Linked DNA regions of Mus musculus: all the other regions are linked to region 4. The links are chromatin loops, found by intact Hi-C in ENCODE. Cell type or tissue: heart. All regions are shown on one strand. Links, peaks and the distances in the headings refer to the core of each region. The heading gives the core; the rest is flanking DNA. Region 1 overlaps Cdc37 (cell division cycle 37). Region 2 holds the start of Dnmt1 (DNA methyltransferase (cytosine-5) 1). Region 3 holds the start of Eif3g (eukaryotic translation initiation factor 3, subunit G). Region 4 holds the start of Mrpl4 (mitochondrial ribosomal protein L4). Region 5 holds the start of Mir7081 (microRNA 7081).

What was found. A loop is a pair of places that touch in the nucleus more often than their neighbours do. Peaks named below come from ENCODE experiments on the same cell type or tissue, not always from the same donor. Only the 100,000 strongest peaks of a DNase experiment are listed, where the experiment ranks them.
Region 1: a loop joins it to region 4, with 2.8 times the contacts of the local background. A loop is called at or near these places in 10 of 42 quality-filtered maps.
Region 2: a loop joins it to region 4, with 2.8 times the contacts of the local background. A loop is called at or near these places in 16 of 42 quality-filtered maps.
Region 3: a loop joins it to region 4, with 3 times the contacts of the local background. A loop is called at or near these places in 37 of 42 quality-filtered maps.
Region 5: a loop joins it to region 4, with 3 times the contacts of the local background. A loop is called at or near these places in 33 of 42 quality-filtered maps.

What each region holds. Positions count from the first base shown.
Region 1 is chr9:21,134,502-21,140,370 of GRCm38, forward strand. It overlaps Cdc37 (cell division cycle 37), which reads right to left. Exons shown (of 8, transcript NM_001378796.1): 8 at 4,930-5,462. The coding sequence ends at 5,307. Among named protein-coding and RNA genes, the nearest start is that of Tyk2, 6.2 kb to the left of the region's middle. In heart, for the core only: CTCF peaks have their summits at 647, 2,944 (motif pointing left) and 3,145; DNase peaks (open chromatin) are centred at 610, 2,130 and 3,061.
Region 2 is chr9:20,949,761-20,955,629 of GRCm38, forward strand. Dnmt1 (DNA methyltransferase (cytosine-5) 1) reads right to left here and starts at 3,219. Exons shown (of 39, transcript NM_001199431.1): 1 at 2,948-3,219. The coding sequence starts at 3,027. In heart, for the core only: a CTCF peak has its summit at 3,402; DNase peaks (open chromatin) are centred at 1,871, 2,831 and 3,181; H3K4me3 peaks cover 2,697 bases; H3K27ac peaks cover 2,319 bases.
Region 3 is chr9:20,898,249-20,904,117 of GRCm38, forward strand. Eif3g (eukaryotic translation initiation factor 3, subunit G) reads right to left here and starts at 342. Exons shown (of 11, transcript NM_016876.3): 1 at 296-342; 2 at 130-176. The coding sequence starts at 315. In heart, for the core only: a CTCF peak has its summit at 3,418 (motif pointing right); a DNase peak (open chromatin) is centred at 3,403; H3K4me3 peaks cover 1,114 bases; H3K27ac peaks cover 1,185 bases.
Region 4 is chr9:20,997,655-21,003,523 of GRCm38, forward strand. Mrpl4 (mitochondrial ribosomal protein L4) reads left to right here and starts at 5,083. Exons shown (of 9, transcript NM_023167.2): 1 at 5,083-5,343; 2 at 5,430-5,496; 3 at 5,600-5,750. The coding sequence starts at 5,287. In heart, for the core only: CTCF peaks have their summits at 905 (motif pointing left) and 3,360; a DNase peak (open chromatin) is centred at 5,217; H3K4me3 peaks cover 761 bases; H3K27ac peaks cover 674 bases.
Region 5 is chr9:20,912,966-20,918,834 of GRCm38, forward strand. It overlaps Dnmt1 (DNA methyltransferase (cytosine-5) 1), which reads right to left. Exons shown (of 39, transcript NM_001199431.1): 24 at 5,470-5,585; 25 at 5,151-5,355; 26 at 4,941-5,077; 27 at 4,332-4,505; 28 at 2,757-2,975; 29 at 932-1,124. It overlaps Mir7081 (microRNA 7081), which reads right to left and starts at 1,199; the gene lies at 1,125-1,199. In heart, for the core only: a CTCF peak has its summit at 3,399 (motif pointing right); no DNase peak of the experiment used is centred there.

The DNA.
Region 1 (5,869 bases), core at 364-5,363, 140 kb after region 4:
GGGGCACTGTCTATACTGGATGAGCACATCACTCAGCTCTTTGAGGTTCTGTACTTCCATCTTCACTGGTCTAGAATGTGAGACCCACCAGGGAGGGCACATGCCCAGTGGGCAGACACCGAGTGGTCTGAGCTGGAGGCCAGGCTGCTCTCTCTCTGCTTTCAAAGGGCCAGCTGTCTTTCCCTGCTGACACTCTGTGGTGGCTCGAATGAGTGGGCCCCACAGACTCATATATTTGAATCTTGGTTTCCACTTGGCATATCTGTTTGGAAAGGGTCAGGAGATGTGCCCTTGTTGGAGGTGTTGTCACTGAGGGTGGATGGGTTTGAGACTTCAAAGGGCCAAGGTATTCCCAGTTCTCTTTTCTATGCCTCCTGCTTGTGGTTCAGGGTGTCATCTCATCTACTTCTCCATTCGCGTGCCTGCCTGCTGCCATGCTCCCCACCATGATAAAGGACTCTAATTCTCTGCAATTCTGATCCCCAAATAAATGTGTTCTTTTATAAATTGCCTTGGTCATGGTGTCTCTTCACCGCAATGAAAATAACTAAAACAGTCTCCTCTGCCACTGCCCAGGCCACAAGAGTTCAATAGCAGGAAGAGGACTGTGCCAAATTCAAGAGCCGGCTCAGATGGGTGGAGTCCCTCTGGAGTTCGGAAGCTGAAATAGAGGGCCTGGATCCTGTACCCAGCACTTCAAACTGGGTGACTCATAACAATAATGGCCCTAATAATCACAGTAATAATAAACAACAGCTCTTTCCCCCCCAGGGGATGCTGAGTCACGAGCCGGGGTAGCCAGAGTTTGGCATTCTCCAAAGGTCCCAAGGCTTGGCTTTTTCTATTTTTGGTTTTTCAAGACAGGGTTTCTCTCTGGAGCTCTGGCTATTCTGGAACTCATTTGGTAGACCAGCCTGGCCTCAAATAGAAATCTACCTGCCTCTGGTTTATTCTGTTTTATTTGTGTGTGACATTTAGGCACATACATGTACACAGTTGTGGAGGCCAGGGGAAAAACCTTAACTGTCATTCCTTAACTGCCATCCACCTTGGTTTGGTTTTGTCCGAGACAAGGTCTCATTGGCCTGTAACATCCCATTTGGATAGGCAAGATGGCCGCAGGCTCCAATGGCTACCGGGCTAATGAGCATGCAGCACCCTTCTGCTTTTGTGTAGGTTCCGAGGCTCAAACCTCACTTCCTTTACAGTTCTTTGCAGACTGAGCTCTTCTGGGCTGACTGGGCTTCTCCCCCTCCCCCTCCCCCTCCCCCCTGTTTCTGTTTGGTTTTGTTTTCATATTCTTTTGAAAGATGGGCAGGGTCTGTGGAGTTCACTTTAGCCTGGGCTGACCTCAGACTCAAAGCCCTTCTGCTGTCTCAGCTTTCCAGATGTTGGAAGTACAGATATGAGTGCCAGCCCAAGTCTGCCAGTTCATTCACAGCAGGACAGACATCCCACATTGAACAGTGGAGAGAGAAACCAGCTACCTGAGGCTACTGGGAAGGCCTGTGTTTGTTCTTCTGACCCAGAGGTCTTGTAGAACTTCTGCACCCTAAACCTGTCCATTACTCAGCAGGAATACCCAAGGGGTTTCCCCAATGGGGACTTTCCATACGAAGAGGGACAAACCCAGGACAGCTGGAACAGGTTTCAGAAATGAGGGGATTCCCCTAAGCAAGGCAGGTCTTTGGGGGAAGGGCTTCCCTAAAGTTCCCACCAGACCTGGGAAAAGCCAAGATAAAGAATTGAAAACAAAGTCTGTTGTCTTCTGAATGGGAGGTCAGGGAACAGTCAGGCCCCTCTCTCCTGAGGACTGCAAGGTGACTTGCTGGGAGACTTTCAAAGAAGGTTCCATGTCCTGCTGTACATGTGTGTAGCAGTATTCTCTAGAAACTGTGTCAACCATGGCAGAGAAAGGAAAAACTACAGAAATAGGGTGGCAAAAGATGACAGCCCACAGATGCCACTCTGTTTCTGCGACACCCCCACCCCCACGTAGCTTTGTAGCTGTTTTACTTCTCCGTATGTAGGGTCATCAACTGAGCTGGTAAAAATGAAAGCAAAGGGCTTGCATTTCCCTGCAATCGAGGACCCGGTTCAATGTGTCTAGGAGCCTAGGGGGGTGGGGACAGGAAGCCACCAGAGACTTCCTGACAGCCCAAGCAGCTAATGGGCATCCCTCTACAATGAGCTGCTGAGATGGCTCAGCGGATAATGACACTTGCCACCATTACTGACATCAATACTTAGTTCTAGCTCCAGTTCCCACAGAGTGTAGACACAGAAACTCCAGCTGCTTTTCAATGTCTACACAATAAGTATATCAATAAAAATTTTAGACCTATTTGTGGAACTATTTTGTTATGAAAAAACAAAACAAAGCACACTGAGACAAGATAGCCTAGGCTGAACTCGGTCCATACTTGTGCCTCAGCCTCCCAAGTGCTGGGATTATAGACATGTACTCCGTAATCAGCTATGAGACAACTCAATGAGTTAAAAATATAACCAAACCAGACTGTCAAAGTAACTCACAACCTATGTTCATCACAGCACTAGGCAGACTGAGGTAGGTTGACTGTCACAAATTCCAGAGTAGCCTGTGCTACAGTGAGACTTAATCTCAAAAATCACGAGCTGGAGGAATTACTGTGGTCAAGAGCACTGATTGCTATCCCAAAAGAGCTCAATTCCCAGCAACCACATCATGGCTCATGACCTTAAAGTACACACACACACACACACACACACACACACACACCCCATGTGTTTGGATCACCTGGAACTGAGTTACACACACACACACACACACACACACACACCCCATGTGTTTGGATCACCTGGAACTGAGTTACAGACCTACCTTTCAACTAAAGAATACTGGGCTTGTAAAGATTTGTGGCTCACTCCTGCCCTCTGGTGGATAGACACTTGGACACAAGAGCATTCTGGCCATTCTGCAAATCTTTTCTGTGGGCCTACTGTGCGTGCTCCAGTCCCCTTTCCCAGTGCTGTGGGAGTCTCAGGGGAGAAGGGAAGGAAAGGCTCATAGTGCCTGGTAGTCTACAGGTCATACCACACCGGTGAGGCAGTCCTGCGGCTAGTGTGAAAGGTGAGAGGTTCAGAGAGCTCCCAGGAACATGTCTGGGAGGTGCACTGCACCGAGCTAGGGCTGGTTAAAATGTTTTTTCATTCTGTTGTTCCCTGAGATAGGATCTCACTGTGCAGCCCTGGCTGGCCTGCAAGTCACCATGTAGACTAGCCTTGCCTCAGATTTTGGAGATCAGCTGCTTGCTGTCTTCCAAAGGCTGAGCTGGGTCCTGAGTGAGAAGCAGTTCCCAGAGGACAATGCCCTAAAAGGGGGATGGATGAAGGGTCAGAATCTTGCCTTTGGCTGATTTCAACTGATGCAGCTCACTGCACCATTTTTGCATGTTTGTTCATTTGCTTATTAACTTTATGTTTTAGGTTACACTCTTCTGTAGTATGCTGAGTTGGCTCTCTCCTGACAGCAGGTAGCATGCTGTAGGAATTAAAACTGCCAAGCTTGGTGGCTAGTGCCTTTCACGGCTGAGCCATCTCACCAGGTCATGCAAGTTTACTTTCTCACGCGTAGCCCAGACTGGACAACCATGTGCTTTGTGTGTGCCATCGGCATTAGGCATGTGTACTGTGCCTGTGTACCGTAGGACCCAGAGGATGCCCAGTGGCCTGCTCTATCATGCTTCATGTTATTCCTACTCACAGTCTCTCAATCTGAAACAAGACCTGCAGCCACCAAGCCCCAGGGACACGGTCTTATCTCCAAAGACACCGAGGTTACAGGAAGTGCACACGGCCATGTCCAGCATTTTGGTGCTGGTATCTAAACTGAGGTCTTCTCAGGCCTCTGTATCGAGAGCTATCCTCTCAGTCCACCACCCTTAACTCCAGAATTAAATCCAACTTTGGGCCTGGGATTTGCAGATGTGGCACCACACCCAGTTTATGCAGGGTAGGGCTAGAAGCCAGAGCTTCCTGAATGCTAGGCAAACACTCTGTAAACTAAGTCCTTTAATTCATTTTCACCGAGACAGTGACTCACTGGTCAGCCTAGCCCGGCCTTGAACACATGACCCTTCTGTTTCATTCATTCTTCAGAATGATACATGTGCTTTAAAAAAAAAAAACAAACAAAAAACAAAAAACAAACATTGCTGGAACTGAAACCACGCTAAGCCAAGCTCTGCCACTAAACTCTAGCCAGAGCCCCAGGCTACATTCTTTCTAACAGGAGAAATCCTCAAAGTTGCTCCCCAGGACTGGAGAAAAGACTCAATGTTGCAGAGGACACTGTGTTCACTCCAAGTAGCCACATGGTGGACTGAGGGCCACTGGGAACTACAGTTCTAAGAGATTCTGGCCTCTGCAGCCACTACATGTACACGTACAGAACACTCATACACATAAATTAAATTTTAAGCCAGGAGTGGCTCATGCTTTTGATGCCAGCACTCAAGAGGTAGTGAGTGGCACGTGGATATCTGAGTTTGAGGCCAGCCTGGTCTATATAGTGTGTTCCCAAACAGCCAAAGATACATACAAAACCTATCTCAAAAAGACATTCGGGCGTGCGAGCGTACACACACACAAATAAAAATTTAGAATAAGATGTTCCCCTAGCAGAGGCAAAGTCTAGTGTGAAAGGCCACATATATCTCATGCCCAGGTTACCCTCAAACTCGTGTCCTCTTGTCTCCATGGAGTGCTAGGGGGAGAGGGGAGACAGAGGGAGGAGTTAGGGGAGGCTGAGACAGACAGTTGGAGAGACACAGAAGGCCTAGGACTTCTGAAGGGTGAGGACAGGGCAAAGGCATGGATGGCTGTTAGCACTCCAGTTCTCCCCACCTAGGTTCACCCTCTGCCTCAAACAGCACTGAACCAGCGGCCTCCAGCACCTGGAACTGTTTATTGGACATTGTTGCCAGTTGCAGGACAGGAAGCTAGACAGAAGAAAAACAGTGACCATAGACCCATAGGGACAGACCTTGCCTAGATGGGGACATTTGTATCCCCAACCCGGTGGACCAACCTGGCAACTGCTGCCCCTCCCCAGGCCCCCAGGACTTTGGCATAACGCTGATGGGGGTAGGAGGCTGCAGACAGCAGAGCCCCTCAACCCGAAGCAGAGAGTCTGATGAGCGCTGGGGACAGGTGGGAGGAGAGGGGACACGGGGCAGGCCATGGGCCAGGATGTGAGGAGCAGCACAAGTGAAGAAGTTGGGAGCTAGGGACATGGTGGCTAAGTTTCCTTTTCCGGAGAAGGGTCACGCACTGACGTCTTTCTCGTTGCCCGCTTTGGGGACGGCTTCCAGCAATGGGTCCCCGGGGCCCGCCTCCTCCCCCTCCTTGGCCTCACCAGACTTGGAGTTGGGGACCCAGAGGCCAGAATCGATGCAACGCTGCATGTGATACTTGGCATCCTGTGGAGAGAGGGAGGACAGCAGATGAGGCCATGCCAGCAGCATGATGCCCAGTGTCCCCTGCACCTCCTTCAAGGCTGCTCAGCACCCACTCCACCCAGGACTGGTAATATAGAACTGCAGAAGCTAGCATGTGACTCAGCGGGTGCAGCAATTGCCCAGTGTTCTGAGACTCTACCATTCCAGCACCACAGACAAGCAGATATGGTGGTACACACTTGTGATCCCACCAATTAGGAAGTGGCAGCAGGAGGGTCAGGAGCAAAGGTCATCAGTTATGTAGCACATTTGAGGTCAGCTTGGGCTACATGAGACCCTGTCTCAAAAAACAAACACACAGACAAAAGGGAGTGGTGACAGCTATGCTCAGCAGTTAAGAGTACTTTCCTCCAAATCATGAGGACCAG
Region 2 (5,869 bases), core at 536-5,535, 48 kb before region 4:
CCAAGTTAGCTGAGGCTACATGGTAAGACCCTGTCTCAAAATGAAATAAAAGTTTACGGTCAGATGAAATGGCTCCACAGACAAAGACACAGGTTGTCACGTCCCACGACCTGAGATCCATCTCCAGGACCCCTAAGAACTGACTCAAGAAAGGCGTTTTCCAACTCCATCCATACACTGTACAGACAAACAGATAAACGTAGTTACCCATGGCTTGGTGAGACGGGCACTTGTTACACATTCTTGACAAGCCTCAGTTTGATCCCAAATCCACATAGAGGTGAGAGAGTAATAAACACCACAAAGACCCCTAACTGCCACGAAGACCTCTATATGCCACTGTGGTGCATATGCACAGAAAATTAAAAAGCTGTCCCCTAACACATACCTTCGTGTATATGTACATATATATGTGTATATATGTATATCACACACACCACTTATACACAGGTTTAACAAAAAATAAGTTAAAAGCAAGCCAAGCATGTAACACGCATCACTCCAGAGGCACGAGCGTGGCAAGATCAAGACCAGATGAACTACACAGAAACCGTGCCTGGAAAACAAGTTTTAATTTAAAAAAACTGAAAGAAATGAAAAACCCATGCCAACCAAGGAATCTCAGCTATGGAAAGGACACCCCCTGCTCAGGAAAAGAAATCCCTCACCTTGCAAGGTGTGAATGTCTGAAATGAGACCTTAGTTGAATTCTAACTTGTGACCCTCCTGCTCCTGCCTCCTGATGTTACAGGCCATGGCCACAACATCTCACTAAAAAGCATGATTTGATTTTTGAATGACACAAGGTTTACTATATTTCAGAGAAACTGTCAGTCTGGGGCTGGTGAGATAAGAGGAATGCTACCAAGCTTGATGGTCTGAGTTCCCATACCCAGAATCTTGTGGAAAGGCCAGTTCCTGCAAGGGGTCCTGACTGCCACACAAGCTGTAGCATAGACCCACATACACACTTAAAGACTTACAATCCAAATGTTGAAGATACTATATTTTATATATCCAGAGGAACTATGCACACTTCTATTTAAACAAACTGCCATTTAAATACAGAATAGCAGCATGGACGGAAGCTACCTCGAGGCCTACTCAGCTCCTGGACTATCCTCCCAAATGCAGGTACCTCTCAAATCTCATACTGTAGATATTTTGCTAGTAAGTTTTTCTAAATCAAGAAAAGCTAAGCTAGGCACAGTGTCACATTCCTGTAATCCCAGCACTTGGGTAGATACAAAAGACCAAGGCTAGCCTGGGTTAGACGGCCAGCCGGAGGCTAGCTTGGCCTACAGGAATCCCTTCCTGGAAATGAAAACAAAGCATACACAGGTAAACCAACCAACCCGAGAACAGGAAAGACAAAAGACAGAAAGGCAGGTTACAGACTGTCTAACTTTAAAAAACCAAATACTTTAATTATGTATGTATTTTTTGGTAGTAAAAAGAAATCTGTTGAGGTGTCTCACAAAGGCTTCAGATTTTTATGCCTATACAATCAAAAAACAAGCATTCAAAAAACGAACCCAAACCATCATGATGGCACATGTCAGTAATCCCAGCACTGAGAAGACACAGGCAGAGAGAGAGAGAGAGAATCCCAGGCCAGTCTCCAATACAAGTGAAAGGGCTGAAGGTGTAGCTCAGTACAGAGCTTCAGGTCCAACCCTGGGGGCGAGCTGGGGGCAGGGGTGTTTGACAAGGGGAATTCAGCCGCTTCTCCCACTTTATCCCCCAAAGCTCAAATGGGAATCGGCCTGGCATCACCCCAGTAAACTAACCCCCGGGATAGCAAAAGCAGACTCAGAATCGGGTTGGGATGTGTCCAGCACTAGCAGGGCACCTATGACTAATGCTCAATGACGCGCGGGACAAGCTTTCAGGAATGAACGGATTGACGATGCCCTTCTGGAACAGGAAGCGGGATCCAGTGTTCCCGCCAATCCTTGCACACAGCCGTCCTCATGGAGGCGTGGAAGGTACTAGTGGAGGGCCCATTACCCAGGTCTTCCTTGATTGCTTGGGGAGGGGGGGGGGAGAGGGGGGATTCATATGCACTGAAATGGGGGACTTTACCTGCCATCCCTCACTCCTCGAAATAAACACTGGACAATGTAAAAAGCTTCCTCGATGGCGCCAGGACCGAAAGAACTGGTTTACAGGGGCTAAAATAATAGGGCGGGGGCCGAGACATCTCACTACCATTCATCTTTCCTTCCCCCTGATAAACACTTTGAATGGAGTTAAAGGTTTCCTCGATTGCTCTGGGATCTCGGGACAGAGTTATGTCACTGCCAAAGTGGAGGGCCCATTCTGCAGCACCAGCTCTTTCCAGGCAGAGTCTCTTTGATAGCTCCAGGATCGCAGGAGCTCCTTTACGTTAGGATGAAAACAAAACAAAATCCCACGAGGGCTTCAAGCTGCCCAGGCCCGGCCCGGCAGGATGAGAGAGAAAAGGTCCTAGGACTTGACAGCGGGGCTGGGAAGGAGGGCCCTTCTGAACCAGGGCCAGGGGAACCGGCGGAGGGACCCTCGGGTGGGCGCGGCGGGATCTGCAGGGCACCGGAAGTGGAGGCTGGAGCGGAGTGGGGGCTTCAGGGTGTCCACAGGCCGGGAGAGGGGCACTTCCTGCACACCCAGGAGCCTGGCTGACCAAAGAGGGGAACCCCTGAGGGTGTCCCCAAGCTTGTTCTATTTCAGAGGGCTGATCCCCTTGCTCCCTCAAGCTCCCAGTCAATGGGCTTGCCAGCACCCCGGCCCCCACCCATTTTGGCGCCAACAGCTAAGGGCACGCGCGACAGGAAGCACAGCCCGCGCCAAACGCTGCCCCGCGCATGCGCGCCCTGGCTGTCAGCGGCCGCAGGGCCACCCGGAGATACCCCCAATATATGCCTCGGCATCGGTCCCGCCCCTCACCCCCACCCTGCGTGGCACCTACCGCCTGCGGACATGGTCCGGGAGCGAGCCTGCCGGGGAGGCAAGCGCAGGCACTCGGGCTGGAGCTGTTCGCGCTGGCATCTTGCAGGTTGCAGACGACAGAACAGCTCTGAACGAGACCCCGGCTTTTTCGCGCGCGCGGAAACCAATTGGGAGGGGGCGGCGCAAGCGGAAGCAGCATGTACCACACAGGGCAAGAGAGTGGGGGAAGACCATGCTATGCCCGAAGGGAGTGCGCATGCGCGCAACGGAGGCACCCACACCTCCTGGCTATAGTGGGCTCGTCCGTGCTGCGACTGGCGCCACCCACCTCCCCCTTGCCTGAAGAGGTGGCTCGGCACTTGAGAGCAGGTAGTGCTGCTCTTGCAGAGGATGACTCTGGTTTGCTTGCCAGCACCCGCATCCAGCCGCTCCAAGCCCCTGTAATTCCACTTCCAGGGGGTCCTACAGCCTCTTCTGGCCTCTATGGGCATTGCACTCACATGCACAAACACAACTTTAAAAAAAAAAAAATCTTTTGAGTCTGGCAGAGGCTGTGGCATGCATGCATTTGATTCCAGCACTCAGAATGCAAAAGCCAGAGGATCTCTGTGTATTGAGCCTGGTCTAAAAACAAAATCTTCTTGAAAAAGGAAAAAGGTAGGCGGTGGTGGCGCATGCCTGCAGTCCCTTACACTAAGGAGGCAGAGGCAGGCAGATCTCAGTTTGAGGTCAGCCAAGTCTATACAGTGGAGTTCTAGGACAGCCAGAGCCACACAGAGAAAGCCAGTCTCAAAACAAAACAAACAAAAGTGGGCTTGTCTGCGCAGTGGCTAGCTTCCTCCCTGGAGAGCACCCACCCACATCCAGCCACTCGAAGCCCTGTAACTCCACTTCCAGGGGAAGGCCGCTGTGGACACTGCTCTTAAATGCACCAACAATTTTTTAACCCAAGATAGGCTTGACTTTACTATCTATACAATAGATAATATGGTTGATCTTAAAGTTCAGACCTCCTGCCTCTCTCTGGTCTTGAGTGATGGATTTATGGGTATGCCCCACTGTAACTACCATCTTCACTGGAAGATGAAATGTGTGGTTCTGTAGTGTCTAACTATATGTCCATGATCCATATTTCTGGAACTTACATCTTCAGAAGGAGAAACTATAGGCATAACTCTATCCCCCTCCCCTTCTGCTCATCTTTTGTTACCATTTTGGTAAGAAATACATGAACCCTTAAACAAAAGGCCTCCCGTCTAACCCCATCTTCACCCCCTTGTCCTCTAAAACGACCATGAGCACACCATCTGGACTCTTCCTCAGTGGCTTCATCTATCAGAGCTGAAATCACCTCCTTAAAAAGATAATTCAGAAGTGAACTGGACCAATATACCAATGAAGTAGTATAGTGGTAAGGCCAGGAACCACTTCTGCCATCTGGGTTTAATAAAAAAAAAAAAAGCAGATCGCAGAGAAATGATATTTTCTATTTACCTTCCACATGGTATGGAAGGATTTAGAATATACAGTTCAACAGCAGAATATTAACCTCACAGCAGAAGCCTTGGGAGTCATCCCTAGCACCAGATGAATAAAAGAATGACCGAGGACCAGAAAGACAGCTGAGAGAACTGAGCCAGAAGTAGTCTCCCTCTGACCATGTGTGTAAGTTGACATCACATACCCACGCACATGTACACAAATGTGAAATTGTTAAAGAACTTTTCCCAACAAACCTAACTTTAAAAATCCTGAGGCACTGGGGATGGAGAGATGGCTCAGTAGTTAAGAGCACTGACTGCTCTTCCAGAGGTCCTGAGTTCAATTCCCAGCAACCACATGGTGGCTCACAACCATCTGTAATGGGGATTTGATGCCCTCTTCTGGTGTCTCTGAAGACAGCAACAGTGTACTCATATACATAAAATAAAAAAAAAAAAAAAATCCTGAGGCAGGCATGATAAAAGACATCTATTCTAGCACTTAGCATCTAATGCAGGAAGATTGGGAGATTGGAGCCAGCCTCATTACATAGTGAGATTCAGGACCTTGTCTAAAGGAGAGACAGACAGACAGACAGATAGACAGACAGACAGAGACACAGACAGAGAAAGACAGGGAGAAGAAAGGAGAGAAGAGCCCAGCGGTAGTGGTGCACACCTTTAATCCTAGCACTTGGGAGGCAGCGGCAGGCGGATTTCTGAGTTCAAGGCCAGCCTGGTCTACAGAGTGAGTTCCAGGACAGCCAGGGCTACACAGAGAAACCCTGTCTCGAAAAACAAAAACAAACAAAAAAAAGAGTCAGACAAACAGATACAGAGGGAAATAGACCCAAAGAGAGCAAGCAGTACGAGAGAGACAGAGACAGACAGACACAGAGAGACAGACAGACACAGAGAGACAGACAGACACAGAGAGACAGACAGACACAGAGAGACAGACAGACACAGAGACAGAGACAGACTCCAGGGACCAGGAATATATATCTACTTCAGTGCCTCCTCAAGTGCAATGGGCAATTTCGGATTGTAGGTTTGACAAGATGCTCAGCCTATCATAGGCCACAGGGACACCACTGGGAAAAGGAGGAAAGATAGAAGGGCAGAGTAGGGTAACCAGTAATCTCAGAGGGAAGCCTTCAATCAGCCAGAACCTAGCCCTGCCACCCAGAAACCACTTTGGAAAGAAAGGAAGGGCACAGATGGGCAGGTTTCTTGTTCAGTTGCTTCCAGTCAAGGAGCAGGGTCCTGGGAGTGAGGCCCATGCATACTAGGGATGCTAACATTGAACCTGGCCCTCACCAGCCAGATTCCCAGCCAGCTTCCAGGGACAGCTGCTTCATTAGCAACTCCTGCCTAGAGGAGAATGAAAAGTGTGGAATCTGGGCTGGCAGGATGGCCAAGCTGCCACCCCATCCTGATGTCCTGAGCTGCATGGCGGA
Region 3 (5,869 bases), core at 516-5,515, 99 kb before region 4:
GTGTGTTGTGTGTTTGCGGGTTGCACCGGGGGCACAGCGCAGGGCGAGGGTGGGGCTGGCCACGCGCGGCCCTAGCCGGAGCGTGGGCCCCGGGAACAGGCAGCGGGCGCGGCCACGCTCGGCACTCACCGTCCTCTCCCTCCTCCTCCACCTGGTCGGCCCAGCTGGGCTTCGAGCTGCGGGGACAGGAGATTGGTGAGCGGGTCCCGGCCCCCCGCGCCGCCCAGACCCCCACGCACCCCAGAGCAGCCCCCACGCGGCCTCCCCGGCGACCCCATCGCCACCCCACGCATACTCAAAGTCGCCAGTCGGCATCTCGAAGTCTTAACTCCACGCAGCTCCCAGCCCGGGTAAAGACAGGAAGCCGGAGTAGAAGAGGCTTCCGGTGCCGCGGCCGCAGCCTAGAGCGGCCAGACCGCGGTGAGCACAGCGCCTCCCTGCGGACAAAGGTGGACACGCGGCTCTCGCGCACCGCAAAGCGCTGAGATCCAACCTGGAAAAGGGGTCCAAAAAAAAGCTTCAAAGAACTTTTTAAACTTTTTTTTTCCCCCTTTGGGTAATGGGGCTAGACGTGAGTGTCTCACTCTATAGATAGGATAGCCTCACAATCCTGTCTCAACTCCAAAAGGCTGAAAGTACAGGCTCACGAGCAGTATTCCCAGGGTGGCCTTGAATTCATAGCTGTCTTTCCACCTTACTCTCGTCCGTGCTGGGAATATGAACATGAAATCGCCACACCCGGAACTGATTCGTTCTCTCCCTCTTCCCGGAGAATTAGTTTTCAGCCATCAGTAATCGCAGTGCTGGAGGTGGAAGCTGGAAAATTATGAGTTAAAGGCCATTTTCAGCTACCTCGTGGATTCCAGACTAGCCTGCGCTCCATGCGACTCTGTCTCCAAAACTAAAGGTGTCTTGCTTTGTTCCCCAGGCTTGCCCCTGAACTCCTAAACGCAAGGAATTCACAAATAGCTGGGGCTATAATTGTGTGCCAACAAGCTTGGCTGAAAAGCACGTGTATCAAGAATGCCCTCGCCCCACATCGTTTAGAGGATACCAGGATTCTGGTTTGTTGAAGAAGAAACAGACTCAGACCAAACCCTTTTGTCCTGTGCTAAGACGTCCTTTCTTTGAATAAGAGGCCACCTGGTCTCCTGTGCCTCCTTTGCTGTGTAGCATGCTAGGGTTTATCCTACAACCTTGTTGTGCGTTTGTATTATTTGAAGACAGCATGCTTGTGCATACATAGCACACATGGAGGTCAGGGGACACTTTGCAGACAGTCTCTCCTTCCACTATGTGGGTCTTGGGATTGATCTCAGGCCTTCAGGCTTGGCAGCCAGCCTCCTGCTGTGGTCCAGGAGTCCCCTCACAGACCACACGAGCCCCAGTCTCAGTCAGAGAGAGGCACTTTATTGAGCATACATGTCAGGACTGGTTAACCAGGGCCACAGTCCAGATTCAGGACCTGAACTGTGACCCTGACTTAAGATCCTGCAGGGTTTTTAAGCCTCAAATCCACAAACATCTGGGCCAAGTCACATCACCAATCAGGATTCAGAAATGGGGGGTTTACCTGGGAACATGGTTTTGCCTTACACGTATCCTGCTCCCATTGGTTGGGTATTCAACGGTGGCAAGAGACTTTCCTTGTTGAACATTCATGTCTCAATGTGCCAACCAGGTTGTCAGTTACCCACGCACATGTCTTTCTGCCAAGTAGGATGCCAGTTTCCAGGGAGGTCTTGGGAACTTAAACTTTACTCAGTCATTACTCAAAATGGAAGTCTTATTCCAAAGGGTTTCTTATATTGGTGCAGTTCTCTCTCTCATCTATTTATTTTATTTATATAAACTTGAGCTGTCTGAAGACACACCAGAAGAGGGCATCAAATCCTATTACAGATGGTTGTGAGCCACCATGTGGTTGCTGGGAATTGAACTCAGGACCTCTAGAAGAGCTCTTAACCACTGAGCCATCTCTCCAGGCCAGAGATTTCTCTCTTATGTTGGAGTCCATCCCAGGGACAGCTTATACAGACAAATACCATAAAAATTTATATATGGCTAGTAAGTGCTGCTGGGTGGTTGGTTCAGGTCAAAGCTTATTATGGGTAACTATTCAAAAAAGTTCTACTAACTTCTATCATGATTGGTTTCCAAGGGCACAGGGCATAACAGAATATGTAATCAGTTTTGGCATTAGAAAGTTTCCTAGTAACAGCAGAAACATATGAGAAAGTTTCCTTATAATGGTAGGCTAGCCAAGTAGGCTACCTAGGCCTTGACATTTTATCTAGGCCTTAATATTTTACCTAGGTCCCAGTACCTCCTTAGCTGCAAAAACGTTGCAAGCTCTATTCCTGCCACCTTAAACTCTCTCCAGTGCTAAGCTCCTGTCAAGTAAGTGGAGGTTATATCAGATTCTCTGCCGTAGGAACATCCACTCCAAGTCCATGTGTCTGTTTGGGATGCTGGTGGGGAACGGAAAGCAGGGAGTTGGGCACACTAATACTGACCTATACTCCTAACACTTAGAACTTGTATCTTAAGCTGGCAAGATGGCTCAGTGGGTGAAGGCACTCTCCACAAGCCTGCTGCCTGGAGTTCAACCCTAGGACCCATCTGAGGGAAGGAGAGGACTAACTCTAGCAGGTTGTACCCTGAGCCCCACACTTATGCTGTGGCCTGTTCTCACACACTGCATCGTAGTGGGACCCCTGTAGAATCAGAGGATCTAGGGTGAACATCAGAATGAATAGCTGCTTTCTAGATGGACTTCGACCTTGAAGAAATCCTGTGAGACTCTTCAGGATTCAGTCCAGAGGCTGAATGTCCCTGCTCCCAGCTCCCAGCCAGGCCTCGGGGCTAAGAAGGACAACGCTTCATAAAAATGTAATGGGTCGGGCGTGGTGGTGCACACCTTTAATCTCAGCACTCGGGAGGCAGAGGCAGGCAAATTTCTGAGTTTGAGGCCAGCCTGGTCTACAAAGTGAGTTCCAGGACAGCCAGGGCTACACAGAGAAACCCTGTCTTGAAAAATCACACACACACACACACACACACACAAAATGTAATAGAATCAGAGGAGGTCAGGCAACATCTAAGGATGGTATGGCCTTAAAAGGAAATTGGTTAACTAACTTACATTTGGTTTTTACTGTTGTTCTCTCTAAGGACACAATAAACAAAATGGTCAGTTTCAGTGCTAGGAAGGCATAGGCAGAAAATCCGAGAGTTTGAACTCAGCTGGGAATGAGGAAATAGAGTGGGGTCGTGAGTCAAGTAACAAACAAAGAACAGACTGAAGAGTTAGTTCCAGGTCTCCGTCCTCCCGGCTGGAGAACACGGTCACTTTAAGTAAGGTTTCCTGGGGTGCCTGTGTTTTCTTGTGAAAAAAACTTGTTGCAGTTGTCACTAGAGGGCAGAGTAGGACAGTGAGAAGGAAGGAGGTTGGGGACCAAGGAAAGAACCCCAGCTGCAAAGCTACCTTTTAGAAAGGACCCACTGGGGACACACACATGGCTGAGGCAGGAGTGCCACCTCAAGATCAAGGCCAGCCTGGCTTACACAGTAACATCCTGTTTGTAATGAAAAAGAAAAGAAAAAGAAAAGAAAAACGGCCAGGTGGTTTTTAAAGGTACAAAATTAAAATACTGATAGGATTTCTCCTTGGAACCTAGTAGTTTGACAGGTGGCAATTTGTATGCAAAGACTTGACAGTTAGAAGGCTGTGCAGTGGAGGGGAGGAGCTGCGGATACCTGTCATCAGCTCGGGTAGGAGCCGGGAGCCTCCAGAGGCCGCTTGCACTGCACAGTGAAAACCCATAGATAAATAAGTAGTGTTGCTCCTTCTCTGGGGAGCAGTCTTGTGTAGCTCTGGCTGGCCTCAAACTCGCTACGCAACTGAGGACGACTTCAAGCTACTGCTCCTCCTACTTCCACCTCCCCAGTGCTAGGATGGCAGGCAAACATTGTCCCGGCTGGTTTATTTCATGTTACAAGTGGAGCCCAGTGCATGCTGAGCCCCAGTGCACGCTGGGCAAGCCGTCTTAGGCAGATTTTTCTTGCTGTGATAAGCACCATGACCAAACGCAACTTAGGGAGGAAAGGGCTCATTTTATCTTACAGCTTGTAGTGCTATGCTGAACGAAGCCAGGGCAGGAACTTAAAGCCTGAAGCAGAGGCCATGGAGGAGCACTGCACGGAGGAGGCTTGCAACCCATGGCTCCCACAGTTGGCTTTTGACTGTTTTCTTTTGGAGACGGTGTCTATCTCCCGCCTGTCTGGGGACTGGCTATTTAGACCAGGCTGGCCTCTAACTCACAGAGATCAACTGCTTCTCCAGTTTGGGGATTAAGGCATGAGCCACCATGCTCAGTCCTTCAGTAGTTGAAAAGCAAAACAAAGCAAGAGATCACTGTGTAGACCAGGCTGGCCTTGAACTCACAGTGATGATCCACATTCCTCTGCCTCCACAGTGTAGGAATCAGGGGCGTCTGCTATGCCTGACCCTTAAAACACGTTTTTAAAACATTTTTTAAGCCGGGCAGTGGTGGCACACACCTTTTAATCCCAGCATTTGGGAGGCAGAGGCAGGCGGATTTCTGAGTTTGAGGTCAGCCCGGTCTACAAAGTGAATTCTAGGACAGCCAGGGCTACAGAGAGAAACCCTGTCTCAAAAAAAAAATTTTTTTAAAATTTATTTTGTGGGGCTGGAGAGATGGCTCGGTGGTTAAGAGCACTGACTGCTCTTCCAGAGGCCCTGAGTTCAATTCCCAGCAACCACATGGTGGCTCACAACCATCTGTAATGGGATCTGATGCCCTCTTCTGGTGTGTACTCATATACATAAAATAAAGAAATAAATCTTTAAAATGATTTACTTTGTGTGGTTGGTTAGTGGAGATCAGAAAATAACCTTCAGGTATTGGTTCTCATCTTCCATCATTTGGGCTCAAGGGATCTAACTCACACATTAAGCTTGGCTGCAGGTGTTGCTGTGGCCCTTGCCCTGTCCCCGAGCATCATGTCATTACTGAAGCTTTTCCCTTCACTGTGGCTCAAACTCCCCTTCAGCCTGGCGCCATGCACTACCCCTCAGGAGGCAGATCTGAGGCTTGAGTTTTTTGCCTCTATGCTGGCTCCCTTTCACTCCTCTAGAGGCTGGGTGTGAATGTGTGGTGGGGGTGGAGAGGCAGGGTTGTTAGTTTGGTACTTGAGAAGGGGGGGGGGGGGGGCAGGAGGTCGAGACTAGCCTCAGCTACACGAGTCTGAGAACGGTCCAGGCCATACAGAAGACTATCTCAAAACCAATGTAATTCTGCAGCATTTACCAGGGATTTGATGGATCTCTCAGATCCTGTGGCATTCCACCCACTTCTAGGTATTTGCCTTTAAAAGAAACACAGTGCTGTTTCGCCCAGCCCTTTGGCATATACTAGACGAATCCCTTGAAACAGATAATGCAGCTGGAAATAGTGCCTCACACCTGCATACAGCCTAGGATACATAAATGAGCTCAGGGCTAGCCTGAGCTACAAAATGAGACGTGTCTCAAAACAACTAGCATAAACTGTCTCAGGTCAGTCTCACACCAATGACCCCAGCACTCAGGAAGCCAAGGCAGCCAGATGACAGTAAGTTCAAGGCCAGCCTGTGCAACAAGTGAGAACGAGAGAACGCCTGGCCTGGACAGTGGAGGTAGGTAGGCATTGCTCAAGGTTGCTCAGGGTACGTAGAACAAGTTGATGTGTTTATAAAAAGAAGGGGGATATGTTCTATGGAGGTGCAGTGAGGTATAGGGGAAGAGGGTGTCTCAGTGGGCCCATGTCAAGGCATCTCTTCCCGCTGAGGGACCAGTCACACAACT
Region 4 (5,869 bases), core at 366-5,365:
TTTTTGAGAAAGGGTCTCATGTGATCAAACTAGCCTGTAATTCACTATGTAGAGCCAAGGCTGGTCATTTTTCTTCTGCCTCTGGAATTAACAAGTCTGTATCAACACACCCAATTAATGCAGTGCTGGGCACTGAACCCAGAGCTTCACGCATGCTAGGCAAGCACTCTAGCAACTGAACTACAAACACTGTGACAACTGAGTGATAAGCACCATGTCAAAAGAGCTATAAGCACTACACCAACTAAGTTATATGCACTAGATCAACTGAACCACAAGCACTGTACCAACTGAGCTCTTTTCCCAGGTTCCTTTCATATTTATCCCAGCCAATAAGTGGAGTTAACTGAGGTGTCCTTTGACAGATGAAGGGATAAAGAAAATGTGCACATTGGGTGTGGTTCTAGAGGCCCATAGTCTCTGTTATGCCAGAGGGTAATACAGGAGCAATATAATCAAGAGCCCCAGCCTGGAGGCTGGACAGATGGCTCAGAGGCTAAGAGAACTGGCTGCTGCCAGGCAGTGGTGGTGCACACATTTAATCCCAGCTCTTGGGAGGCAGAGGCAGGGAGATTTCTGAGTTGGAGGCCAGCCTGGTCTACAGAGTGAGTTCCAGGACAGCCAGGGCTACACAGAGAAACCATGTCTTGAAAGAGAGAGAGAGAGGGAGAGAGAGAGAGGGAGAGGGAGAGAGAGAGGGAGAGAGAGAGAGAGAGAGAGAGAGAGGGAGAGGGAGAGGGAGAGGGAGAGGGAGAGGGAGAGGGAGAGGGAGAGGGAGAGAGAGAGAGAATGTGTGAGAGTGTGAGTGAGCTGGCTGTTCTTCCAAAAGTCCTTAGTTCAGTTCCTACTAACTGTATGGTGGCTCATAGCCATCTATAATGAGATCTGGTGCCCTCTTCTGGCTTGCAAGCATACATGCAGGCAGACTGGATGTATATTTTTTTTTAAAAATATTTATTTATTATTATATCTTAAGTACACTGTAGCTGTCTTCAGACACAGCAAAAGAGGGCATCAGATCTCATTACAAGTGGTTGTGAGCCACCATGTGGTTGCTGGAATTTGAACTCAGAATCTTCGGAAGAGCAGTCAGTGCTCTTAACCATGAGCCATCTCTCTAGCCCCCTGGATGTATACTTAATAAATAGAACAAAGGGGGAAAGATGCTGCATGGCTTCTTAAAAAAAAAAAAAAAGAGGCCAGCCTGGGCTACATAGTAAACCCTAAGGCCAGTCACAGTGGCAATGCTTGTAGTCCCAACATTGGGGAAGCTGGCCAGTCAACCTGGAAGCCAAACCAAGACCCTCAGATTCACTGGCCAGCCAGCCTGGCTGAATCCAAGAACTCTAGACTCACTGAGAGACCCTGGGTTTCATAAACTAAGGTAGAAAAAAAAGTGGGCAATGGTGATGCATGCCTTTAATCCTGGCACTCTGGAGGATGTGAGTTCAAGGCCAGCCTGGTCTACAGAGCAGTTCCAGGACAGAGAAACATTGCCTCAAAAAACAAAAACAAACTAGCTAAGGTGGAGAGGACAGAGCAGGACACTCACTTTGACCTTTGTGCATAGGTTTCCTGTCCACCCTCGTACCCACTCACACACTAAGAATAGAAGGACTAGAGAAAGGATGCCAGCACCTGAGAGGCAGAGACAGAAGGGTCTCTCAGCAGACCACAGCCTGAAAGGAAAGGGAAAAGAAGGAGTGTTATTCAGCCCTGTTGTTATACATGGTAGGCGATATTAAATGTAAGTGACCAGACGGAAACACACATGTTCTCTTTGGTGAGGAAAATAAAAGCTGAATACAGACAGGCATGGTGATGCACGCCTTTAATCCCAGCACTCAGGAAGAAGAGGCAAGTGGATCTCTGTGAGTTTGAGATTGGCCAGCCAGAGCTACGTAGTAAGGCCCACTTTTTGCACTTACAAAGACTTGGATTTCAGGTTTGTCAGGAGGACTCCACAGGTAAAGATGCTTGTTGCCAAGCTTCACATCTGACTTTAAGACCTAGGATACCAAGCCGGGCATGATGGTGCACACCTTTAATCCCAGCACTCGGGAAGCAGAGGCAGGTGGATTTCAGAGTTCGAGGCCAGCCTGGTCTACAAAGTGAGTTCCAGAACAACCAGGGCTATACAGAGAAACCCTGTCTCAAAAAACCAAAAACAAAAACAAAAACAAAAGAAAGAGAGAGAGAGAAAGAGAGAACCAATTCCCACAAATGGTCTTTTGATCTCCATACCCACATGTGTGCCCCCAACACAAATGAATGAATGAATAAAAAGATAAACAAACAAATACCAGTAAGAACAAACCCCCAAAACACTAGGTTCTTGGGCCAATGAGACGGCTCAGTGGATAAAGGTGCTTGCTACCAAGTCTAACAACCTGAGCTTGATCCCTGGAACTTATCTAGTGAAAGAAAAGGACTAACAACTCAACATCACCTTCTGACCTCCACATCTGCAGCTTGGCATATGTATGCCCACTCTCAACTGCACATAGAAAAGGCACTGTTGGTTAGAATAAATCCTTGTTTTCTTTGTGGTGCTGGAGATAGAACCAAGGGCCTCATGTATACTTGGCTACCACTGTTTAATAGTTAATTAGTAAATCTAATAGTATATCCTAGAAATGTTCAAAAATATATCAGTGAGGCTGGGGCTCAGTGGATAGGGTGTTTGCCTAACAAGCAGGAGGCCCTGGACTCCAGCCTCAGTACTACACGAACAGCACATAGTTCCACAAGACAGTCATGTTAGCACGAGAAAGGCAGAGACAGAAGATCAGGGTTCATGGTTATTCTCAGCTACATAGTGAGTTCCAAGCTAGGCTGGGCTACATAATACATGTCTGAAAATACATAAACTGATAACAAATGCAAAGACGACGACGACGACAACAACAACAACAACAAAACTATATGCATTTAGCCCAATAATTACATTCTCCAGGGTCTGCTCCACCAGTGAGTTATGGCACTGTGTAGCCTGGAACTCACTATGTAGACCAAGGTTGCCTGAACTCACTAAGAACCACCTGCCTTGGTCTGCCTCTGCCTCCTAAGTGCTGGGATTAAAGGCTTGTACCACCATGCCCGGCCTGCCTTGGTCTTCTGTTGTCTCTTTGATCACAAGGCTCCTTCAGTATTAGAATCCATAATGCTGGTTACTGAATTTTCATCTCAAGCCAGGAATTCCACCCTTTGTACTCCTCATTTACAAAAGAATCACAATTTTCCCATTATCCAGGTGATGAAAAGGAGGTTGGCTCAGAGACCAGAGTCCAAGCTCTGTCCAGCCCTCATAGTGGATGGCAGTGAGCCAGGTGTAAGCTCTCAGCACCCCCTGAAGGTCAAGTGTGGAACAGAGACAAACCATAAACTCTTTCAATTATCTTTGGAGAGGTTCTTAGTGAGGTGATCTGGATCTGTTCATGAGGTAATTTTTTTTTCCCCTCTGCCCTGGGAGAGTCCTAGAAGGACAGGGGGCAGGATCCTGGATTAGATGTGAGTGGAGGGACACAGGGCTGATAGGAGGGATTTCAGAGGGATATAGCCAGCCCTGGAGAATCTAAGAAATACTGAAAGCTTTCTGGCAGGACTTTCATTTAAAGAATCAAACACATCTGGAAAGAGGAGGCTGGAGGATTTCAAGATTACATACTGGAGTTCTCTCTCAACAAATAAATAAACCCCATAGGGGCTGGAGAGATGGCTCAGCTGCTAGGGCACCTAAACTGCACAAACATCTTGATCTTTAGCACTAAATAAACCAGCATGGTGGCACATACATATAATCTCAGGACTCTTGAGGTGGGGGGCAGAAGAATCAGAAATTCAGCCGGGCATGGTGGCGCATGCCTTTAATCCCAGCACTCGGGAGGCAGAGGCAGGCGGATTTCTGAGTTCGAAGCCAGCCTGGTCTACAGAGTGAGTTCCAGGACAGCCAGGGCTACACAGAGAAACCCTGTCTCAAAAAAAAAAAAAAAAAAAAAGAATCAGAAATTCAAGGTTACTCTTGACTACACAGAGTTCAAGGCCAGCCAAATCAGACCCCTTCACACACCAAAGAGAGGGGGAGGGAAGATCAGATAAAATTAGATTCACCTGGTCATGTAAGCATAGCGGTGCAGACAACCAGCAATCCAGACCTCCGGAAGCCAGACAGGGAGACTCTGAACTCAAGGTCATCCTTGGCTACACAGAGAAGCCTTGTTTACAAAAGAATAGGATGGCGTTTGAGATGGCTCAGCTGGTTAGGTGGCTTGCCACCAAACTGGATGGCCTGAGTTCTATCCACAGAGTGAAAGGAAATCGCAACTCCCTTGAGTTGTCTTCTTACTTCCACACTCAAACACAAAAATAAATTAAGAAAACTAAAATAGGAGCTGGAGAGATAGCTCTGTGGTTAAGAGCACTGTCTGCTCTTCCCGAGTTCGATTCCCAGCAACCACATGGTGGCTCATAGCCACCTATAATGGGATCTGATGCTCTCTTCAGGCATGCAAACAGAGCACTTATATGTATAAAATAAATAAAATATTTCTTAAAAGTAAAAAATTAAAATACATATATATTGAAAAAGCGAAAAATAGCCACATGACATGGACATGGCACACACCTTTAAAATTTTTTTCTTAATTTCCAGACAGGGTCTCACTCTGAAGTCACTATGTACTATATAGACCAGGCTGGCCTCGAATTGCAGTGTTGCTTCTGAGTGCTAGAATTAAAATCATGCAACACCACGGCCCAGCCCAGCACACATCTTTAGTCTCAGTACTCAGGAATCAGAATCATGTGGATCTCTCTGAGTTCGAGGTCGCCCTGCGCTGCATAGGGTGAGTCAGGAGTGAGACCCTTACTCTAAAAGACAAAAGTCAATTCATATCAATAATGGTAAAGGGAGAGAAAGACACAGGAAAAAAATGTAGGCAAAATACGCAGTGTAGCAGGAGGCTCATCCACGTTCAATAAAAAAGATAAACGCTTATTAGCCAGGTACCGCCCAGGTATGGGCGGACCCTCCATCAATACTTGAGGTTCATTGGTTAAAAGAGAACCGCGTCTCTGGGGTTTGCTTCCCGGCACCCGGCTCTGGCTCTCCGGTGTCGGGGCTTCCGGCTGTCAAGTGGAGCTGATCCACAGCCTCAGGCTTCGGGACCTGGCGCTGATGGCGGCGGAATCGCCTTCGTGACGTACCCGGCGCACATACGACGTCATCAGCCACCGCCGCGAGCGTCCGTACCGCAGCGACCTCGGCGCTGCGAGAGGTCCTCCGAGATGCTGCGGTTGTTCCAGGCCGCTTCCCGGGCCTCGCTTCGACTCTCTGGCTCCCGGGTAGGGCACTGAGCTGAGGTCAAGGCCGGAGGTCAAAGGTTGAGAACCTCCGAGAGCACCTCTAACTCCCGCCTGTCATTTTCCAGGTCATCCACTCTCTAGCGGAAGGCGCGGAGCGGCCGGCCGAGATTTCAGAGCCGCGAGATAGCGCTGGTGAGACGACCGGGACCTTGACACACAGAGTGGGGGGAGATAGCACAGAAGGTACTGAGCTTTGATCCTGACCCTTGACCGCTCATTTGTCACCCCCCGCCAGGTCTCCTAGATCCTGTTTTGCGCAAGTGTGAGCTCCGGATCCCAGTGCACCGGCGTCCGGTGCAAGCCTGGGTCGAGTCTCTCCGAGGCTTTGAGCAGGAGCGCATCGGCCTGGCGGAGCTGCACCCCGACGTGTTTGCAACGGCGCCTCGGTGAGTGCAGGGTGCAATGGGAGGAACTTGCCGTGGTTTCTCCACTTGACAAAAGGGGTGATCAGTTTCGCTGCTACAGGGCTGGAAGGCGAATGACTCAACCCTGCTGTCACCCTGAC
Region 5 (5,869 bases), core at 369-5,368, 85 kb before region 4:
ACGCCTACAAAAACAGTCTCGGATAAATTTTAATGCTGTTAAGACAATAAAATGTTGCATTCTCCATTACTACTCTTAAAAAGCGAGTGTTGACTTTGCAGAGCACCTGAAATCAGACCTGTGCGCACGGACGTGCAGTGAGCAAGGATGTGCAGCTCAGCCCCAACACCTTACATGTTAACAATTGGCCTGCTAGCCACTACCTCTCTCTGTGTCAATGCCCAACACCGCCTCCACCGCCCGCTCGCTGGGCATCACGGCCAGTTTATGCCGTGTGGGAACCCAGCCCAGGGCTTCATGTGTGCTAGGCAGGAACTCTACAGATCAAGCCATATCCCCAGCTGCACTCTTTCCTTTAAAAGCCAAAATCCCACACCTAAGACTCAATTGGAGGTGGGGGAGGTGCTGGAATTAAGACTTGTGAGTACAAGTCTTAATTCCAGCACTTGGAGGAGACAGGAGAATTTCTGTCAGTTCAAGGTCAACCTAATCTGCATACAGAACTCTAGGGCTATACAGTGAGACCCTATCTCAAAAGACCAAACAGACAGCTCTGGGGAGATGAGGTAGCAGCTGCTCTCTCTAAGGACCCAGGATCAATTCCTAGCACCCACACGGTAGCTCACAATTGTCTTGAACTCCAGTTTCAAGGATCTGATGCCATCACACAGACATATATCATGTGGGCAAAATACCAATTAATTCTCATGAAAATAAAAATTTTTTTAAAAATTCACTAAAAAAAAACAAAATAAAAAACAGATCTACACATGAATTAGCTGCCTCCTTAGCTTCTCCTGTCGAAAGACACACCCAGGATTAGCCTAGCGTCTGCTGAACAAAGGCCCTGTCTCACTGAGCCCTGCCCCAGCCCGAGCCACTGTCTTGGGCACCCTGCTCCTGCACATTTGCCCCTGAAGCTTGGCTCCACCTCGAGGAAGTAGAAGCGGTCAGGGCCCCCTTGTGAATAATCCTGGATGCTCTCAAGTAGGTCTTCCCCGTACTCCACGGTACAGCGGCCCTGCACGTCGCTGAAGTTCACCACAGCTTCCTCGTCGCTCCAGTAAAGCATGTTGATGTCAGTGTGATAGGATCCGTTGTAGGACCTGTGGGTATTCTCAGGCCTGTGAGGAGGATACCAGGGGAATACTACTTTACCACAGATTTATAATCCCCGGCCGAGCACCCTCCTCTGAAATGCCTGGACCAGCAACTGAGAGCCGAGTCTGAGAACAGGAATCTTATTAGTCTTGTACACCTCACACCACAGCTTCAAGGCCTTTTATTTGTTGAGAGTGTCTTGCTCTGCTGCCCAAGCCGACCTCCAACTCAGTGATCCTCCTGCCACAGCACTTCAACTACCAGGATCACAGACATCAGCTACCATCCCCGTCACCCAGGTCACTTCAGGCAGCATTTAAAAACTATTTATTCATTTTTATTTAGTGTGAATGGGTAATTTCCGTCCGTGTATGTATGGCTACAGGTGTGTACAATGCCCACGGAGGGCAGAGAATGGCAGCAGGTCCTGTGGAATTTGGAGTTACAGATGACCGTGGCCACCATCTATCTGGGTGCTAGAAAACAAACATCAAATCTTAAGCACTGAGCCATCTCTCTGGTCTCTACGTAGCATTAAGTACACCTGTGGCAGCCTGTAAGAAGAGATCAGTTGTAGAATTTTCAGTATTTTGGTTTGAGGATGCTCAACCAAACTGCACCATAGAAAAGACCACATCCCAGTCCAGTCAGCTTGGTGGCCACCAACCCTTACTTGGCCCCAATACCACAGCAGGAATAGGATTCCTGGGCACCACCAGGGACTGGTGTACTCTCTGCCTTCATCCCACCCATCAATGCTGGGTGCCCTGCTCTTTTGTTTACCACACCCATTATTACAAAGACTCTAGGAAAATCAGGTGTAGTAGCAGGTGCCTGCTATCCAACCCTTGGGATGCACAGACAAGGATCTCAGGTTCCAGCTGTGCTGGCTGGTCTCACGTTCCAGCTGTGCTGGCTGGTCTACCTGGTAGTTTTCTTTCACAGAAGCCCCTCATCACTTCCAGCTACAGGATTTTTACAAGGGAAAGACAGTGAGGGCTGAGGCAGGAGGATCAATATAGTATTAAGGCAGGAGTGGACCACAGAGTATGTTTTAGGGGAGCCTGAACTCCAGAATGAAACCCAGTTCTGTTTTGTTTCTCTGTAGCTCTGGCTATCCTTGAACTCACTATGTAGACCAAGCTAGCCTCAAACCCTAGGGATCGAACTGCCTTTGTCAACCAGTTAACACCCATTCACAATCAAAGAAGCAGAAAGCACCCACAAATGCACAAAGGTATAAGATGTGTGTGTGTGTGTGTGTGTGTGTGTGTGTGAGCGCGCGTGTGCGTGCGTGCGTAGGGGAGTGTGTGTGTGTGTGTGTGTGTGTGTAGGGGAGTGTTGAGTCAAGCCAAGGACTGGAAAACAAACTCCAGAACCAGCAAGGAAGGTGCAGAGCAGGCTCAGGGAGGGCGATGCAAGAGCAGAGAAAGGGACTGTGGTTTGGGAAGGAGGACCCAGACAAATCAGGACACAGTCATTGACACCAGCTCTTGGTCCTTGTCAGACATAGGTTCCCCACTGGTCTACAACTAGGAATGCCTGAAAAGCTCCAGCTCTGCAAACACACTCGTGCCCTCAGGATAACCAGAAGCAGCCACCCCCACCAGCAGAGCCTCCTGGAAGGCCTCTGGGCAGGCAGAGCCCACGCCCACCTGTAGAACTTGTAGAGCCTCAGCTTGATGTCTGCCTCGTTGACCTTGCCTTTCTTCTTGCCACAGTGGATCTCTTTTATCCGACCGATGCGATAGGGCTCTGGAGCATCCAGGTTGCTCCCCTTGATGTAGTCAGAATACTTGCGGTAGTGCTCAGGGTACAGGGTCTCGTTCACAGGATCCTTCTTTGGGCGTTTCACGGGGCTAGCCACTTTGATGCTGCAGAGAGGAATAGTAAAGGGTACAACTGAGCTTGGGGCTAGAGCCTAGATGATTGGTTGGAGTGAGCCGATTCCTCGTCACATCCAAGTACCGTCAAGGAAAGATAACGCAAAAAAAATCTCATGCCACCCAATTCCCAGAGCTCAGGTGGGTGTGGATGCTTTCCGCTTGGACACGACTTTCACTTCCTGGACTATGGAGAACAGATGTAAGGCTGTAAATGTGATGGTGAAGGATGGACCCTGAGAAAGCCTGAACTTGGTCTAACTTATGACAAAGCTGGCTGCCCACTCTGGGTAGCAGTTGCCTTGACTTTCTTATCTGGGCTCTACAGTCTGCTCTAGTCCCAGAGGCCCCTCTGAGAACTGTGTGTGACCTCCATGCTGTGCCTCTACCTGGCACGGAACTTTACAGGGGGCAACCTATAGAGGGCACCAAAGACAAGCAGTACTAGACTGGTAAAACACCTAACACCAGTAGCACAGAGGCCCCACCCAATGCCTCAGTTCCATGGGTCAAACGACTAAGCTGAATTTGGGGGTTAAGGTCCCACTGGGCACGAGGAAAATGGGTCCTCAAGTCTAGATCCTGAGGTATAGTTTGGTAAACACAAACGGCAATTCCAACTTTTGCTAGTGTTGAGGACAAAGTGGATGGAGAGTGAAGGTGATGATGTCCCAACATCCAACACGTGGAGTCTGAGGTATCCTGTCCACAGTAAAAGATCTCATTTGCCAGACCGTGGGTAGAGCACTGCATCTTCAACAGGCTTCGAGTCCTGGCAGACAAGACCCCATCAGCTTCAGGAAAAAGACTGCAGGGAGAAACCCAAGCCTGAGGCCTCCCGGCTGCTGAGAGGCTGAGCTGAGGGAGGAACAGACTGTCCAGCATGGTGGGTCTCACCCAGGCTCACGACACTCACAGCTCAGATGCAGAAAGAAGGCTCCCGAGGCAGTGTGCTAAAGGTCCCCAGGGCTGCACTATTAGCAAGCCATGAGCATTTACAAGGCTAGGAATGTCCCTGGAGATACGCCCTCTGTTGCCCTCAAGGGGCTGCGACAGTGGCAACAGAACCTCTTCTCTCCTTCACTCCCTAACCAGATGACACGAGCTCTGTCACCCTCAGGCTTGTGCTGGAACTTCCAAAATGAGCCAGAATATGGCTTCCATATTACAACTCAGCTACATCAGGTACTTTGCTATAGTAATATAGCTAATAGCTCTGAAACTGAAATGCAGTCATTAGGTTATTGGCTTCTCACTAGAAACCAGAATGATGGTCTAACACTGGCTTATAGGATCAGCTGGGATATCACAAAGCCAGCTGACTGGTATGGGACATGGGACACTCACTTGAAAGTAAAGGCCTCGGGAGGAAGGTACACACTGTCACCCAGTCGGTAGACAACACCATTCTTGGTGATGGAACTGCAGTAGACCCGGCCATCCACCTCCTCAATTTGTTCCAGGACCTTGGGCATTTCTTTTTGTCTCAGCTCAGCCAGCCGGATACAAGATAGGCAGAACCTGCAGAAGCCAAGGCAAGAGCAGAAAAGCTCGAGGCTCTGAAGTGGCAGGAGCAGCCACTGAAACCCAAGAACATCTGCAGGTATCTGGATAATTGCCCCCCTTCTTTATGTCTGCACTTTGTAGACAGCTCTTGGGGACCACAGCTCAAAGATAGAAATCAATACTAGAAACAAGGCCGAGGCTGTGAACAGCAGAGGTGTGTTCTGCCAGCGTGTCCAAGGCCCAGGGCTACAACGCAGCACCACAAATGAGGATTTTTAAACAGAAGGCCACACCTTGCTCAAGGTAACCTCCAACCGGTCCATACATTTTAAACATTTCCATATGTTAGGCCTCTTTGGTCAGCAAAGAGCACAACTGGGAAGTAAAACTTTCTTGACGCCACAGAGCAGGGTGGGCACGGGGAGGCCTGCTATTGGCTCCCACACTCACTTGTGCTTGTTGTCCTCGGTCGGCTGGGTCTTGGGTGGGGATTCAAACCTTGCGTACTCCTGGTTGTACCAGAGCTGGAAGAAGTAAGTCTTGCCATCCTCAGCCCCAGGCAGTGTGGTCTCAGGGTCTGTGCCTCCCTATGGAGACAGACTCGTGTCAGCCTCGGCTCTAACGGTGGGACAGAACATAGGGACGAAAGGAGGAACTCACCTCCATGGCCCAGTTTTCAGAAGGGGCTTTGTAGATGACCTTGACCTTGCTGTGGATGTAGGAAAGCTGCATGTTTTCGCACTCGCCCACCAGGAACAGTTCCAGGGGGTCGGAGGTGGCTCCCAGGACTGTGTCTGTCCCAGCGCAGAACCAGTGCGCATGGAACATCATCTGACCATTTTTGTCTTCCCACAGAGCTGTGACCCTGCAGTCATAAGACAGGACGGGGAAGAAATGTCTCATGTAACCAGCAGAACCTGGGGTCTGTTCTGACAAAGTTGGACTTGAGGTGTTCAAGAGAAAAGGCAGGCATGCATACCTGGCTAGATAGAGTGGTTTGGAGGAATCATCTGGAATGACCGAGACGCAGTCGCCCACCTCTAGCATCTCCTCATCGATGCTCACCTTCTGATAGTAAGTTCTATTCTCTTCAATCTGAAAGCAAGCGATGGAGCCCAGGTGATAGTCACATCCAAGGCTCTCACTAGATTTAACCTGGGTGGCGGCTCTCCCTGACTTCCTATGAAAATTACTTGGGACTAAGGGTGTGTGGGTCAGCAGTGCAAAGTGTACTTAAGAGATACCAGGCTCTGGGCTCCATCCCTAGCAACCCTTAATAAACAAACAGACAAACCAACCAACCACAACTTTTGATTTACTAAGTCATGGAGGATGGGATGGCTCAGTGGATAAACAAAGAAGCTCGCTTCCAAGGCAGA